Regions from separate parts of the Homo sapiens genome. Here region 2 is linked to region 1. Evidence: read pairs that join two places in POLR2A ChIA-PET (ENCODE). Cell type or tissue: Panc1. All regions are shown on one strand. Region 1 overlaps NFATC3 (nuclear factor of activated T cells 3). Region 2 holds the start of LCAT (lecithin-cholesterol acyltransferase).

Region 1 (8,000 bases):
TCTGCTGTTCCTTTGCCTGGTGTGCCTCACCTTACTTAGCTGAAGGAACCTGGAAAGTTCCTGACAGTTTAGGATTTTAAGACTATGTTAAAGTCAGAAGATTTTCCACAAAGTAGTGCTCAAGCGGACTATACTCAACTATACATTATACTACAGGATTCACTTATTTATGAATTCACCAGCAGTCAGGAGATTTAAGTTCCAACGGGGCAGACTTTCTCTATCTTGTTTTCCCCTGAATCCCTAGTGCTTACATATATTGAGTACTAAATAAAATTACTTGCCAACTGAATCTTTAAAACAATTTGGGGACTTGGAACAATGACAACAAAAATCATGCTCAAGTAATTGCTACAGGTGAGCACTGAATATAAATTTTAGGCTAGGGAGTCAGAACTGCAACAAAGTGCTTTCACAGACCTTTAGCAATAACTTGAGCCGAGTGTTAATCATGCAAGTCCTCTGCTTTCCTTCTCCCTCACTTCTCCCTCGGGCTGGGGGCTCTGGGTTCAGGCTCTCACCTCTAGATTCCTCAGATATCTTCCTGCTGGGACTGGCCAAAACGTAGGTCTCAACTGAAGCAAGTCAAAATTATTACTGGTAAACAAATCTATGATGTAATGTAAATGTAAGTCATTAGCAATCTTGATAAGCACAATTTTTAAGTTGTTAAAAATACTAATGCTTGCAATTTAATTTTTCAAGTCATCTTGAATGGATATATGCATGAATTTGCTAATTTATTTAAACTGTAATCCAGGCCAGGTGCCATGGCTCATGCCTGTTATCCCAACACTAGGGGAAGCCAAGGCAGGAAGATTGTTTGAGGCCAGGAGTTCAAGAAGAGCCTGGCCAACAAACAAAGTGACAATTTTTTTTTTTTTTCTGAGACAGAGTCTCCCTCTGTCTCCCAGGCTGGAGTGCGGTGGCGCAATCTCAGCTCACTGCAAGCTCCGCCTCCCAAGTTCACGCCATTCTCTTGTCTCAGCCTCCCGAGTAGCTGGGACTATAGGCGCCCGCCACAATGCCTGGCTATTTTTTTTTTTTTGTATTTTTTTTTTTAGTAGAGACGGGGTTTCACCGTGTTAGCCAGGATGGTGTCGATCTCCTGACCTCGTGATCCACCTGCCTCGACCTCCCAAAGTGCCGGGATTACAGGCGTGAGCCACCCTGCCCGGCCGGGACAATTTGTCTCTTAAAAAAAAAAAAAAGGAAAAATAAACTCTAGTCCACTAAGTATGTGAGGTGGTTTCCTATTTTTTTCACCAATTTAAGATAAGAGTATAAGGAATTGTTTATGCCCCTAATGTACAATTTTATCATTTTTCTTCCCCCCAATTTTTTTGAGATAGAGTCTTACTCTGTCACCCAGGCTAGAGTGCAGTGGTGTGGTCTTGGCTCACTGCAACTGCTGCCTCCCACCCAGCTAATTTTTGTATTTTTGGTAGAAACGAGGTTTCTGCCATGTTGGCCAGGTTGGTCTCAAACTCCTGACCTCACATGATCTGGCCACCTCGGCCTCTCAAAATGCTGGGATTACAGGCGTGAGTCACCGCACCCAGCCCTCATTTTCCTCCCTTTAAAGAGCAAAGTGAATTAAAAGCCTAGAACAAGAGTGAACAGTCCTCAATAAGGGTGCTAACAGGTTATGTAGGTCACAGGATCTGGCACACTTTTGGCAGCCACCATCTGTGACTTCCACTACCCCAACACCTGAATTTGCCTGTGCCACCACAACAAAAGTAGAGTCACAGCTATCAATAATGTTTGCTGTAAGAGAAAAAGTTCGTATTCAAGAAATGTTCAAATTGGCAGTCCACTGGAATGCTATTTCTACACACAAGAATGAGGTGCTTGAGTACCAATAGGACTCTTATTTAGAGCTATTTCCCATGCTTAAGAATTCAAAGTTAGAACTGACAAGTATATAGTATGGAACCTCACAACCAGGTAGAGAGGGGCAGGGTAACCCAGTGTGCTCCCTCTTTGAAGGGAGTAGATACACACTGCCATATACACAAAATCCCAACGGGCCTTTCTAATTTGCAATTTTGTAAAGGATTTCGGGGTATTTTTAGACTCCATTTATATGTTATTTCCTCTTGAAGCTGCAATGAACATTCACCAAAGTTTGGTCATGTTATTCTTTTCCTGAACCTGAAGATTAAAGGTATTCATCCCCTGGGTAAACAATTTTATGAAGGTGTTATTATTATTATTATTACTATTATTATTTTAGGAGACAGTGTCTTAGTCTGCCACCCAGGCTGGAGTGAAGTGGTGTGATCATAGCTCACTACAGCCGTGAACTCCTAGGCTCAAGCGATCCTCCCGCTTCAGAGCCCTGCCCCAAGTAGCTGGGACTACAGGCATGTGCCACCAAGACCAGCTAATTTATTTTTTTATTTTTATTTATTTTTTTTGAGACAGAGTCTTGCTCTGTCACCTAGGCTGGAGTGCAGTGGCATGATCTCAGCTCACCGCAACCTCCGCCTCCCGGGTTCAAGCAATTCTCCTGCCCCAGCCTCCCAAGTAGCTGGGATTACAGGTACCTGCCACCATGCCCAGCTAATTTTTTTTGTATTTTAGTAGAGGCGGGGTTTCACCATGTTCAGGCTGGTCTCAAACTCCTGACCTTGTGATCTGCCCGCTTCAGCCTCCCAAAGTGCTGGGATTACAGGCGTGAGCCACCGCGCCTGGTCCAGCTGATTTATTTTTGGGGAGGATAGAGACAGGGTCTTATTATGTTGCCCAGGCTGGTCTCGAACTTCTGGCCTCAATTGATCCTTCTACCTCGCCTCGGCCTCCTAAAGCGCTGGCATTACAGGCATGAATCACCGTGCCCAGCCGAGATGTTGTTTTTATAAAATAAAGACTAAATGTATTTTAAAAATGAAGCCTACATGTATGCAATTATTATAAAAGCACCATCTAGGCCGGGCGTGGTGGCTCACGCCTGTAATCTCAGCACTTTGGGAGGCCGAGGCGGGCGGATCATGAGGTCAGGAGATTGGGACCATCCTGGCTAACATGGTGAAACCCCGTCTCTATTAAAAATACAAAAAATTAGCTGGGCGTGGCGGCAGGCACCTGTAGTCCCAGCTACTCAGGAGGCTGAGGCAGGAGAATGGAGTGAACCCATGAGGCAGAGCTTGCAGTGAGCCAAGATCGCACACTGCACTCCAGCCTGGGTGACAGAGTGAGACTCTGTCTCAAAATAAAAAAAAAAAGCACCATCTAAACTAAATACAGGAAAAAATACTGAATTCACCTTTTTTTTTTTTTTTTTTTGAGAGGCTCTCATTCTGTCGCCCAGGCTGGAGTGCAGTGGCACGATCTTGGCTCACTGCAACCTGCACAGCACCAAACCTGGCCAATTTTTTCTTAAATTTTTGGTAGAAACAGGGTTTGCCATGTTGCCCAGGCTGGTCTCAAACTCCTGAACTCAAGTGATCTGTCTGCCTCGGCCTTCCAAAGTGCTGGGATAACAGGCATGAGCCACCATGCCTGGCCTGAATTCACCTATTTATGGCATGAGTTGAGAAATTAATTTGGATTTATCAAAATCTGATTAATTTGGCCAGGTGTGGTGGGTCATGCTTGTAATCCCAGCACTTTGGGAGGTTGAGACAAGAGGATCACTTGAGCCCAGGGAGTTCCAGGATGCAGTAAGCTATGATCGTGCACCACTGCACTCCAGCCTAGGCAACAGTGTGAGACCCTGTCTCCAAATAAAACAAAAAAAAGGGAAAAACCAAAAAATATTCATTTGATTTTTCAAGCTACAGACAGAAATAAGTTCCTGAAAATTTAGAAGGTATCTATGGTAGGCTGCTAATTATCTTAATTCATTCTTCCACAGTAATCGAGGTTTAGTTAGTCACACTGACACCCAGCTACAGAGTATATTTCCTGGCTTCCCCAGTGTAGCTAGGTATGGCCCATGCAATTCGTTTTCTTCAATGAAATGTGAGCAAAAGCGATGTACGTATCTTCCTCATCACTTGCTTGGCCTCCTTCTTCCTCCCTTTTTCCCATCCCTTCCTCGGGCTAAGACTCAGTCATGACTAAGTGGTTTCTCTGCTTTGACAAAACCTAAGGAGAAAGAGGAACAACAAATTGAAAGGAATCTTGATCTCTGAATTATCATGAGGTGTGAGAGAAATTTCCTATGTGGAAATGTCTCTGGGATCTCCATTATACTCACTTAGCTAATACTATTAACAAAAATAAAACTTACCACCATAATTATAACACAGGAAGAATATTTAAGTACTGTAAGCAAGAAAACCAGCTTGAGCTCTTTCATGCCAGATTTTTTTTTTTTTTTTTTTTTTTTTTGAGACAGAGACTAGATCTTGCTCTGTTGCCCAGGCTGGAGTGCAGTGGCATGATCTTGAAAGCTGGAGTGCAGTGGCGTGATCTTGGCTCACTGCAACCTCACCTCCCATGCTCAAGGGAGCCTCCTGCCTCAGCCTCCCGAGTAGCTGGGACTATAGGCATGAGCCACCATGCCCAGCTAATTTTTGTATTTTTTGTAAAGACAAGGTTTCGCCATGTTGCCCAGGCTGGTCTCAAACTCCTGGGCTCAAGCAATCTGCCTACCTCGGCCTCCCAAAGTGTTGGGATTACAGGCATGACCTACTGAATCCAAGCCTAATTATTTTTTTTCTTCTTTTTACCTTATACAATGGGGTGGACTGATAGATTTTTAACTAAGTTATCTCAAATTTCACCCTGAATTCCAGACAGCTTCCTACCATTGAACAGATTAAAAATACATGCACGATTTGAAGATATCCTTCACTTTTTTAATATAAAAAAATTTCACCAGCAATAGATCAGAGATTCACTTTTAACATTAGCTCTAATACTAGTAAAGAAAAATTATTATACCTTTTTTCCCCACCCAACGGATTGAGGGGGAAAATCAGTCCTCTTAAGACTCCTTCCTTTTTAAGAAACCTCTTCTTGGCCGGGTGTAGTGGCTCACACCTGTAATCCTAGCACTTTGAGAGGCCAAGGTTGGCGGATCGCTTGAGGTCAGGCGTTCAAAACCAGCCTGGCCAACACGGTGAAATCCCATCTCTACTAAAAATACAAAATATTAGCCAGGTGTGGTGGCAGGTGCCTGTAATTTCAGCTACTTGGGAGGCTGAGGAAGGAGAATTGTTTGAACCTGGGAGGCGGAGGTTGCAGTGAGCCAGTATGATGCCAATGCACTCCAGCCTAGGCAACAGAGCGAGACTGTCTCAAAAAGAAAAAAAAAAAAGAAAACCTCTTCTATGTGTGATGCTATAATCAACGTCATAACAATGTTTCCTCTAGGAAATGTTTTTAACTGAAAACATTCTACAAAGACAAACATTAAATCTCCAGCTGAGTAAACAGTACACAGGTACTTGAAAGTATATTCAAGTATCAGCATGTACTCTTTTCTATCAGCAAAAGCTGAAATGTGAAAAAAATAAACAACTTCTCTCAATTTGGCTTAAGATGTGAGACTCAGAAGCATTTTAAAATTATCAGAAGAATCCTTTATCCCTATTTTGCTCATTTTGTACATTTTCCTCTGAATAATCTTGTCCATTGTTGACTCCCAAATCTATCTCTAAGGGCCAAACCTGAGCTCCAGACCCAAAAATCCACAGGACCCATTCCACTACCTGTGCTCTGGAACCTCTTCAACACCTTGCGGCATCAATTTTCTTCACTTCTTTGTCTCTATCAACTTGTCTCCCCAGATCCTTCTCATCAGCACTTAATATGTGTAAATCTGGGCCAGCGCGGTGGCTCATGCCTGTCATCCCAGCACTTTGGGAGGCCAAGGTGGGCGGATCACGAGGTCAGGACATCGAGACCATCCTGGCTAACACAGTGAAACCCCATCTCTACTAAAAATACAAAAAATTAGCCGGGCGTGGTGGCAGGCGCCTTGTAGTCCCAGCTACTCGGGAGGCTAAGGCAGGAGAATGGCGTCAACCTGGGAGGCGGAGCGTGCAGTGAGCGGAGATCGCACCACTGCACTCCAGCCTGGGTGGCAGAGCAAGACTCCATCTCAAAAAAAAAAAAAAAAAAAAAAAGTGCAAATCTCTCTATCTCAAAGAAGCAAGCAAGCAAATAAAAACACTCAACCCCATGTTCCCCTCTGTATCTAATTCTTTCTTTCATGGCTTAACATCTTAAAGGAGTTGTCTACACTGCTGTTTCTTCTATGTTCTCACCTCTTATTTACTCAGTCATCCATCGATCCCTTCACTCCACATAATACTTCCTTCTTACCAAGATCATTAGTGACCAACTTGTTGCTTCACACATGGGAAGCACACTGGGCTTAACACTGGAAGAAGTAAGCTTTAGCCTTGGTTTGGCTGTGATGTGACTCAGGTGACTTAACTAATCCTTCTGCAACTTATTTTCTCACCCCTAATATGAGGAAATTATTTTAAATCCTCTGGTTATAACTCTCCTGAGAGTTTTATATACATTCAATGCAGGAATTAAGTCACCACTCCTCTCATGGTTGGACAAGAATGATGTGAGACCAGGGTAGGCCCAGTTCTGGGAGAAGTTAGGGTTTTGGTATCTTGTCTGATAGGTCATCAGGAAGCTGCAGAAACCTAAATATAAAGGTTTGGGTAGTGAACATGATTTCCAAGGCCCCTTCCAAATCCAGATTCATTTTAAAATAAAATTCAAATGGCATTTAGGAAGGTATAATCTGTGTATTTATAATTTCTATCATATATTTTCTTAAGTGGCTTTCATAGTATTTGAAGAAAGGAGCCAACATGACAGCAAGGAACAGCTTCGTTCCTCCTTGGCTGCTGAGTCTAGAAGCCTAAGCCTAGACACAGACACTGGCTCTAGTACTACAGCTTTCTTCCAAGTAGAGCCCCAGAGGACTACCGGAAGTGCAAACATGGGCCCACAGGGGAGGCTAGGGATAAATATTCTGGGTTGCCTCTGAAAAACGGACAAAATTTCCTGATTTCATTCACATCAAAAGTTAAGAGTACTTGACCAGGAATGAGTAGGCTTACATACCTGATCAGCAACCAAATTTACTGAGCAACCCAAACCATATAGAATTCATAGATACGAAACCTCTTTCTGCTTTGGTCTAATAAATCTAAGTAAACACTTCCCTTTCATTCAAGAATAAAATCATAAGCACAAGTGTAAGAGCCTGAGTGTGGTTAAGTTTAAAAAGCAGAGTCTTTTAGTCAAAGTGTAGTTCCAAAGATAATGAGTGGGCCTACCAGAAAATGCCCGTGCATACCCCCTCCTCTGTAGCACATGCAAATCCAGCCACTGCATGCAAATACCAGACTTGGGCACAAAAACAATGACACATTTCAATCAACACTCACCCTCTAGATTCTCCAGAAAGGAGCTGGACATGAGAGCACACTGTGGTTAGGCCATTTCTCTGCTGAACCTGATGGCTGGTGTTCCAAGTCAGATATAAATTGGTCTGTGTCAAAGAAGACAACATCACTACTGAATGGAACAAACCAGAGGGTGAACTTAATCTACTACAGTGCCCAGCCTGTTTTTTTTCTATAATCAAAAGGAATTTAACTGTCTTTTACTTGTCAATCACTGCATAAAATGGCTCTCCACATTTTATTAGATAAAATAAATACTGGAGTTCAGATAGCTCAGGTACTAAGATGATTCTTTTAAAAATTTGAAGGGCAATAACTTTAAGAGTTACAATTATGGTTTTCAGTGGTTTTAAGGGATAAATTCAGCTTTAAATAAACTAGTTTTTATTACATTATATCTATTAGTAGTTCCCAAATACTTGGCTAAGGCTACATCAAAATTATCTGGGCAACTGATAAAAATATAAACTCCTGAATGTTTTATAAAAATACAAACTCAAACCACAAAATCAAAATCTTCAAGGGTAGCAGCCCAGAAAACTATATGTACAGCCAAATCTGGGAGTCATGGAAGAGTATTTTTTTTGAGATGGAGTCTCACTCTGTCAC
Region 2 (8,000 bases), 270 kb after region 1:
CTGGAGGGCTCATGCAGCTGGCCCTGCCCATGCGTGGGACTCCCACGCCCACCGCAGTGACTCTTAAGTATCTCTGACTGGTTGCATTCAAATGGTCCAGCTTATCTTCCATCCTCCCCTTCATGCATGGCAGCCTCTCATCCAGCTGGTCACTCAGGCCAGAGGCCTGAATGTGGCCTAGAGTCTCCAGGCACTGAGCTCTTCCTGCTGCCCCTGCACCACCCTCTTCAGCTCTGCCCTGTTACTCCCCTTCCTACCTCCTCCAACAGCAAACCCTTGCCCATCCTCTGCGATCTGGCTCCGAGGACTCCTCCACAGTAGTCTCATTGCCTCAGGCCATGGAGGTGGCAGCAATGAGGTTGAGAAGACCTTGCTGAGCCATGCAGGGCAGGGCCGGGCCACGCCCCGTTTCTGGGCCAGGCCCAGCCTGACATCAGGTCCCCAGCTGCCGAGGAGGCTGCTCTTCGCCAACCGCCCTCTGTGCCGCAGGTTCTTTCTGATGTGCTACCTGTTCGTGAACCTCGCCTGTGCGGTGCAGACACTCCTGAGGACCCCCAACTGGCGGCCCCGGTTCAAGTACTATCACTGGTGAGCCATGCCTCTGACACGGGAGACCCTGGGGAGGCCAGGAGCCTCATTCTGGGTGAGGCTTGGGTTTCCTGGGTAGGGAGCTCTTGAAACACTGTGGGGAGGGAGATTATAGGGCTGCGGGGGACTGGACCTAGGTCTTACACCCAGTGACCTGACCACCCACCTGGGACCTCCCACCCGGGACCTGACAGGGCTACCAGGGCATGGGCCAGGCTGTGGCCAGGGGTCCTCCTGGTCCTGCCCTGACTCTGCCCTCCCCTCTCGTCCAGGGCGCTGTCCTTCCTGGGCATGAGTCTCTGCCTGGCCCTTATGTTTGTCTCCTCCTGGTACTATGCCCTGGTGGCCATGCTCATCGCCGGCATGATCTACAAATACATCGAGTACCAAGGGTGAGTGAGCACTGCCACCTGGCCTCTGCCAGCTGAGGGGGCCCGGCCGAGCAGGCAGGGTGGTCTGGCATTGGGGTGGGCAGGGAGCTGGGCCACCGTGGGTGCCAGGACTGGGGACTGTAACTCAGGACCCCTGGGTGGTCTTGAGGGGCAGAACCCCTCCACCTCGCATCCACATAGACAGAACCCCCTGGGCGGCACCAGGGGCTCACCAGCTGTGGTGGAATCTGCAGGGCTGAGAAGGAGTGGGGTGACGGGATCCGAGGCCTGTCCCTGAGCGCTGCCCGCTACGCGCTGTTGCGGCTGGAGGAGGGGCCTCCTCACACCAAGAACTGGCGGTGAGTTCCCGCCAGACCCTGGCCAGGGCGCAGAGGTTCTTAGGGGTCGCTGTCGGGGTCAGAGGGTCGAGAGGTGCCGGCTCCCCATCCTGGGGCTGCCCGGGGCACCCTCCTGGGCCATGCTACCCAAACCTGCAGGGACCACGACCCGAGAAGGGAAGAAGAGGAGGGGCTCCCTAGAACGGCCGGCCCTGGTCTCAGGCTCCCCCCACCCGGCCACTGCAGGCCGCAGCTGCTGGTGCTGCTGAAGCTGGACGAGGACCTCCACGTGAAGTACCCGCGGCTCCTCACCTTCGCCTCCCAGCTCAAGGCTGGCAAGGGCCTGACCATTGTTGGTTCTGTCATCCAGGGGAGCTTCTTGGAGAGCTATGGCGAGGCTCAGGCCGCCGAGCAGGTACTTGCTTTGGGGAGGGAGAGCTGAGCCAGACTACAGGGGTCTGGACTGCAGCTGGCACGGAGGGGAGGGCCCAGTCTTGGCCAGGGTGGCCAGCCAGGCAGCCAGCACTGCTGCCACCTGAGAGCTGGCACAAGGGGGAGCCAGCAGTCCCATCTTGAAAACTTGGCCTCTGGGTAGGCAGCTTGTTGCCCCCAGGCCCTCCTCCACCCAAAAGTCGTTTTGTTCCCGAGGGGCCTTGGGAGGGAGCCCAGAGGCAGGAAGCTGATGGCCTCCCATTGGCCCTGGGTGTGTTCCCCACAGACCATCAAGAACATGATGGAAATTGAGAAGGTGAAGGGCTTCTGCCAGGTGGTGGTGGCCAGCAAGGTGCGGGAGGGGCTGGCCCACCTCATCCAGTCCTGTGGCCTGGGAGGCATGCGGCATAACTCCGTGGTGCTGGGCTGGCCCTACGGCTGGCGACAGAGCGAGGACCCCCGTGCCTGGAAGACCTTCATTGGTGTGTGAAGGCCTGGGGCCTGGTGGGCAGGGGTGAAGTGAGGTGGCAGTGGGCGGAGGGCCACAGACTGGTGGTCAGCCGTGCTCCTCCTCCCCAGACACCGTGCGCTGCACTACGGCTGCCCACCTGGCCCTGCTCGTGCCCAAGAACATCGCCTTCTACCCCAGCAACCACGAGCGCTACCTGGAGGGCCACATAGACGTGTGGTGGATCGTGCACGATGGTGGCATGCTCATGCTTCTGCCCTTCCTGCTGCGCCAGCATAAGGTAGACCAGGGGGTGGGTGCAGATGAGAGGGGCTAGGCCCTTGGAGGAGCAGCTGTGACCAAACCGCCCACCTGGTCCCTTGCCTCAGGTCTGGAGGAAGTGCCGGATGCGCATCTTCACAGTGGCCCAGATGGATGACAACAGCATCCAGATGAAGAAGGACCTGGCTGTCTTTCTGTACCATCTGCGCCTTGAGGCCGAGGTGGAGGTGGTGGAGATGGTGAGCCCTCTGCCCTGCCCTGGCCCCGTGGATACCATGTCCCGTGCAGCTGGGTCCTCACGGCCAACCCTGTCCCCAGCATAACAGTGACATCTCTGCATACACCTACGAGCGGACGCTGATGATGGAGCAGCGGTCGCAGATGCTGCGGCAGATGAGACTGACCAAGACTGAGCGGGAGCGAGAAGTCAGTGCCCTTTGTGGTTCACGCCAGGGCGGGTGGCAGGGTCAGGCCTTTGGAGACCGCATCGGTGGGTGCGGAGGAATCAGAATGACTCACCGCAGCCCTACCCAAGCTAGTGCTCATTTCCCGGAGGCAAGGTGGTCACATTGGGCCAGACAGGCCCCATCCCCCTTTTCCTATGGGACCAAGGCTATCTCCTGCAATTGTCCTCAGGCCCAGCTGGTCAAGGATCGGCACTCGGCCCTGCGGCTGGAGAGCCTGTACTCGGACGAGGAAGATGAGTCTGCAGTGGGGGCTGACAAGATCCAGATGACGTGGACCAGGGACAAGTACATGACTGAGACCTGGGACCCCAGCCATGCCCCTGACAATTTCCGGGAGCTGGTGCACATTAAGCCGTGAGTGCAGCAAAAACAGCCCCAGCGGCACTGGAATCTAGGGGTGGAGGTGGGGTGGGGCAGACAAGTAGTGTTAGATGGGCCAGGGGTGGGGACCCTCCTTGCAGGATGGCTCATGGCGACCTGTGACTGGCTACACTACGTGTAGGGACCAATCCAATGTGCGGCGCATGCACACTGCTGTGAAGCTCAATGAAGTCATTGTCACGCGCTCCCACGACGCCCGCCTGGTTCTCCTAAACATGCCTGGCCCACCCAGGAACAGTGAGGGCGACGAGAACTGTATCCCTTTGTGGAGAGGCAGGCAGTTGGGAGGTGGATAGCATGGGAGGTCAAGCCAGCGGCTTCTCTCCTGGGCACCCCTGGGTGGGCATGGCCCAGGTGGCCCGGGTTGCCCGTTGATTCTGTTGTTGCCTCCTTGACTTGAGGCCCTGCAGACATGGAGTTCCTCGAGGTGCTGACCGAGGGCCTTGAGCGGGTGCTGTTGGTGCGCGGTGGTGGCCGTGAAGTCATCACCATCTACTCCTGAGCCCAGTGTCATCTTGTGGCCTGGAGTCGAGGTCTTGGCCAGGACATAACAAGCTGTGGTCTGGGGTAACAGCCTCTTCCCAGCACCCACCTGCCAGCCCTGCTTGCCTGGCCCTGTCCTGGACCCAGCTTTGCTAGGTCTCCTTGGAAACCAGGCCTGGGCCTCAAAATGGAGATGGATCCCAGGTCTTGTGGGACCCTGGGATGTTTGGGGACTTTACTATCTAGCACCCCAGTAGGCCTGTCCTGGCCAGAGAAGACTGGTAGGGGCCGAGTGGGGTTTGAAGGCAGCCGGCCCGGCCCAGCCCAGGAGCGCTATTTATTGCATATTTATTGTTTGGATGTCACCATCAGAGACGAAGGGAAGGGTAGCCAGGGAGGGAGTCCAGCCCAGCTGCCTGCAGGAAGATCTGGCTCAGTCTACTATGGGCAGGGCCCCCCACCAAGCTGAGCCGAATGGAGACAGCTGAGCTGAGGCCTGACTTTTTCAATAAAACATTGTGTAGTTCTGGGCCTCCTGCTGCCCCGGCTCTGTTTCCCCTGGCGCCAAGAGAAGAAGGCGGAACTGAACCCAGGCCCAGAGCCGGCTCCCTGAGGCTGTGCCCCTTTCCGGCAATCTCTGGCCACAACCCCCACTGGCCAGGCCGTCCCTCCCACTGGCCCTAGGGCCCCTCCCACTCCCACACCAGATAAGGACAGCCCAGTGCCGCTTTCTCTGGCAGTAGGCACCAGGGCTGGAATGGGGCCGCCCGGCTCCCCATGGCAGTGGGTGACGCTGCTGCTGGGGCTGCTGCTCCCTCCTGCCGCCCCCTTCTGGCTCCTCAATGTGCTCTTCCCCCCGCACACCACGCCCAAGGCTGAGCTCAGTAACCACACACGGCCCGTCATCCTCGGTAAGCCCCCACCAGGCCCCTGATGCACCACGCCAGACCCTGGGGAGCCTGGGCCCCAGCCCCTGGCAGCTGACCTGGCCAAAGCCCTTCTGCCCTGCATAAGCCCCGACATAAGTACCTGCCCTGGTGTGGGGAGGGGCCAAAAGCTTGTCCCTTAGAGGAATGACGTCCCTTCTCCCACCACACTGTGACTCTCAGTTGTCTAACCCAGGGGGGGCGGAGTGGGGGACGGGGTGTGCCTGAGGTCTTGGCTGGGGCATCACAAGCTGTGGTCAGTCACAGCCACACCAGACTCTGGGCCAAGCCCCACCACTCCTTCCTTGGCCCCCACCCACCAAGGACAAGATGCCCAGCCCAGGATCGGTGAGCAGGAGAGGCCCATCCATGCCCGGCCCCTATTAGGCCCAGCCCCCATGCCCCCAGACCTATCTGTTCCCACCTTGGACTTTGGCAATAAAGGAGCGCCAGACTGGGTGTTTGCTCTGCAGAGGCAGGGGTCAGCGGCCTTGGCCTCAGCACCTCAGCGCCTTCCCTTCCTCAGGGAAGCCTGGGCTTTGGCTACTGGGGGGACAGCAGGGAGAGGGGGTGTAAGCAGGGGAGGGTAAGTGTGCTTTGTACCTGGGGGTTGAGGGTATGGGAGGTGGGGGGTGGGTCTGGTCACTGCAGCATCTGGGGTGACGGGGGTAAGGGTCACGGGGGGAATCCAGAGTCCAGAGTGAGGGCTGCTGCTCACAGTGCCCGGCTGCCTGGGGAATCAGCTAGAAGCCAAGCTGGACAAACCAGATGTGGTGAACTGGATGTGCTACCGCAAGACAGAGGACTTCTTCACCATCTGGCTGGATCTCAACATGTTCCTACCCCTTGGGGTAGACTGCTGGATCGATAACACCAGGTACAGCCATGTGCTCCACCCTAGCCCCAACACGCTGCCCCTTGGCTACTGGCTGCTGAGTGGCACCCCCGCCCCGCAGGGTTGTCTACAACCGGAGCTCTGGGCTCGTGTCCAACGCCCCTGGTGTCCAGATCCGCGTCCCTGGCTTTGGCAAGACCTACTCTGTGGAGTACCTGGACAGCAGCAAGCTGGCAGGTTTGTGTCAGAGGGCAGGGCTGGGGCTCCAGGCCTGGGTGCTGGCCCACAGCAGGCATGGCCCAAGCCCCCGGTGCTGCTGGTCCCCCCACAGGGTACCTGCACACACTGGTGCAGAACCTGGTCAACAATGGCTACGTGCGGGACGAGACTGTGCGCGCCGCCCCCTATGACTGGCGGCTGGAGCCCGGTGAGTGTCTCTGCGGATGACCGGCTTGGGGTGGGGCAGGTGCCCCAGACCCCAGCTGCCCTGACCCCTTCCACCCGCTGCAGGCCAGCAGGAGGAGTACTACCGCAAGCTCGCAGGGCTGGTGGAGGAGATGCACGCTGCCTATGGGAAGCCTGTCTTCCTCATTGGCCACAGCCTCGGCTGTCTACACTTGCTCTATTTCCTGCTGCGCCAGCCCCAGGCCTGGAAGGACCGCTTTATTGATGGCTTCATCTCTCTTGGGGCTCCCTGGGGTGGCTCCATCAAGCCCATGCTGGTCTTGGCCTCAGGTGAGAAGGCCTCGAACACTTAGGTCCAGCGATGGGTGAGACCAAGCTGATCCTGGGCCTGCCTTCATTGCGGCTCCTGCTCACAGTGGCCTCTAGGGGTGCTATCTACCACTCCTGGGCTGGCATGCTTGCTGTCACTGGCCCCCAGAGCAGTGACCCTGGCCTGAGCAATTAGGGTGGCTCCTTCCAGAGTCTGTGTCAGTGATGGCAAAGGGGCAGTGAACACAGAAAGTGAATCCCAGCTATCTGCTCCCAGGGTTTGTTCTTGTAGCCCCAGAGCCTGCCTGCCCAGCCCTTGCCTGCCTTCCACTTGCTCGCAGGAGTGCCTTTGCCCAGGGATGTGCTTCACTGAGGATGGATCTGCCAGAGCTAGGGCCAGACCCCCCGAGGCCCCACCTGCTCTTCCCTAGGGAGTGGCACCAGGGCCCAGCACTGACACAGCTACCACCTACTCCCCACCCCCTGTACCCTGGGAGCTGGTCTGGAGAGAGAAACACAGTCTGGACAAGAGAAACGCTCATCAGACACCACCAATAAACATCAAACAGACACCATCTTGTTTCCCCCTTTCTGGAGCACAACTCTGTGGCCCCCATTGCTGCATAAGCCACACAAGGAGCAGAAAGACACATGCCCGAGGGAGGACAGCCAGCACCGCCCCCACCATCCCCACACATCCTGGGCCTCACCCACCATCCCCACACACCCTGGTCCTCAGGAAGCCCCGCCTACTTTTTTTTTTCTTTTTCAGACAGGGTCATTCTGTCGCCCAGGCTGGAGTGCAGTGGCGTGATCATAGCCGCAGTCTCAATCTCCCTGGCCCAAGCAATCCTCCTGCCTCAGCCTCCTGGTTAGCTGAGACTATAGGCACACAACACCACACCTAATTTATTTTTGTTTTTTAGTAGAGATGAGGTCTTGCTATGTTGCCCAGGCTGGTCTCAAACTCTTCACCTTAAGTGATCTTCCTGCCTCAGCCTCCCGAAGTGCTGGGATTACAGGCGTGAGCTACTGTGCTGGGCCTTTTAAAAAATGTTTATTTGTTTATTTATGTATTTTGAGATGGAGTCTCGCTCTGTTTCCCAGGCTGGAGTGCAGTAGTGCAATCTCCACTCACTGCAACCTCCATCTCCCCAGTTCAAGTGATTCTTCTGCCTCAGCCTCCCTAGTAGCTAGGATCACAGGCATGTGCCACCACGCCTGGCTAATTTTTATATTTTTAGTAGAGATTAGGTTTCCCCATGTTGGCCAGGCTGGTCTCGAACTCCTGACCTTAAGTCATCTGCCTGCCTCGGCCTCCCAAAGTGCTAGGATTACAGGTGTGAGCCACCGTACCCGGCCCTATTTATTTATTTTTTAAGCTGGAATCTCACTGTGTCACCCAGGCTACAGTGCAGTGGTGCGATCATAGTTTACTGTAACCTCAAATTCCTAGGCTCAAGCAATCTTCCTGCCTTTGCCTCCTGAGTAGCTAGGACTAGAGGTGCACTCCACTAAGCCCAGCTGATTTTTTTTTTTTTTTTTTTTGTAGAGACAGGGTCTCACTGCATTGCCTAGTCTGGTCACGGACTCCTGGCCTCAAGTGATCCTCCTGCCTCAGCCTCCCAAAGTGTTGGGATTACAGGGGTGAGCCATGGTGCCTGTCCCTGCCATCCTTTTGAAGCCCTACAGCTCCACCCAACAGAGGTCTTATCAGGGCTTCTCATTGAGTAAG

The links. Peaks named below come from ENCODE experiments on the same cell type or tissue, not always from the same donor. Only the 100,000 strongest peaks of a DNase experiment are listed, where the experiment ranks them.
Region 2: POLR2A ChIA-PET joins it to region 1 with 10 read pairs; 3 of 35 experiments call an interaction of 5 or more read pairs at or near these places.

The regions. Positions count from the first base shown.
Region 1 is chr16:68,213,806-68,221,805 of GRCh38, reverse strand. All of the region lies in intron 9 of NFATC3 (nuclear factor of activated T cells 3), which reads right to left. Among named protein-coding and RNA genes, the nearest start is that of MIR6773, 16 kb to the left of the region's middle. In Panc1, no CTCF peak of the experiment used is centred here; no DNase peak of the experiment used is centred here.
Region 2 is chr16:67,940,649-67,948,648 of GRCh38, reverse strand. It overlaps LCAT (lecithin-cholesterol acyltransferase), which reads left to right and starts at 4,529. Exons shown (of 6, transcript NM_000229.2): 1 at 4,529-4,701; 2 at 5,437-5,593; 3 at 5,673-5,788; 4 at 5,883-5,978; 5 at 6,062-6,286. The coding sequence starts at 4,548. It overlaps SLC12A4 (solute carrier family 12 member 4), which reads left to right. Exons shown (of 24, transcript NM_005072.5): 14 at 490-588; 15 at 861-980; 16 at 1,214-1,318; 17 at 1,544-1,712; 18 at 2,016-2,211; 19 at 2,309-2,478; 20 at 2,567-2,698; 21 at 2,778-2,885; 22 at 3,096-3,280; 23 at 3,429-3,562; 24 at 3,718-5,175. The coding sequence ends at 3,809. RefSeq lists enhancers at 5,398-6,297, 6,281-6,330. In Panc1, CTCF peaks have their summits at 6,161 and 6,379; a DNase peak (open chromatin) is centred at 6,388.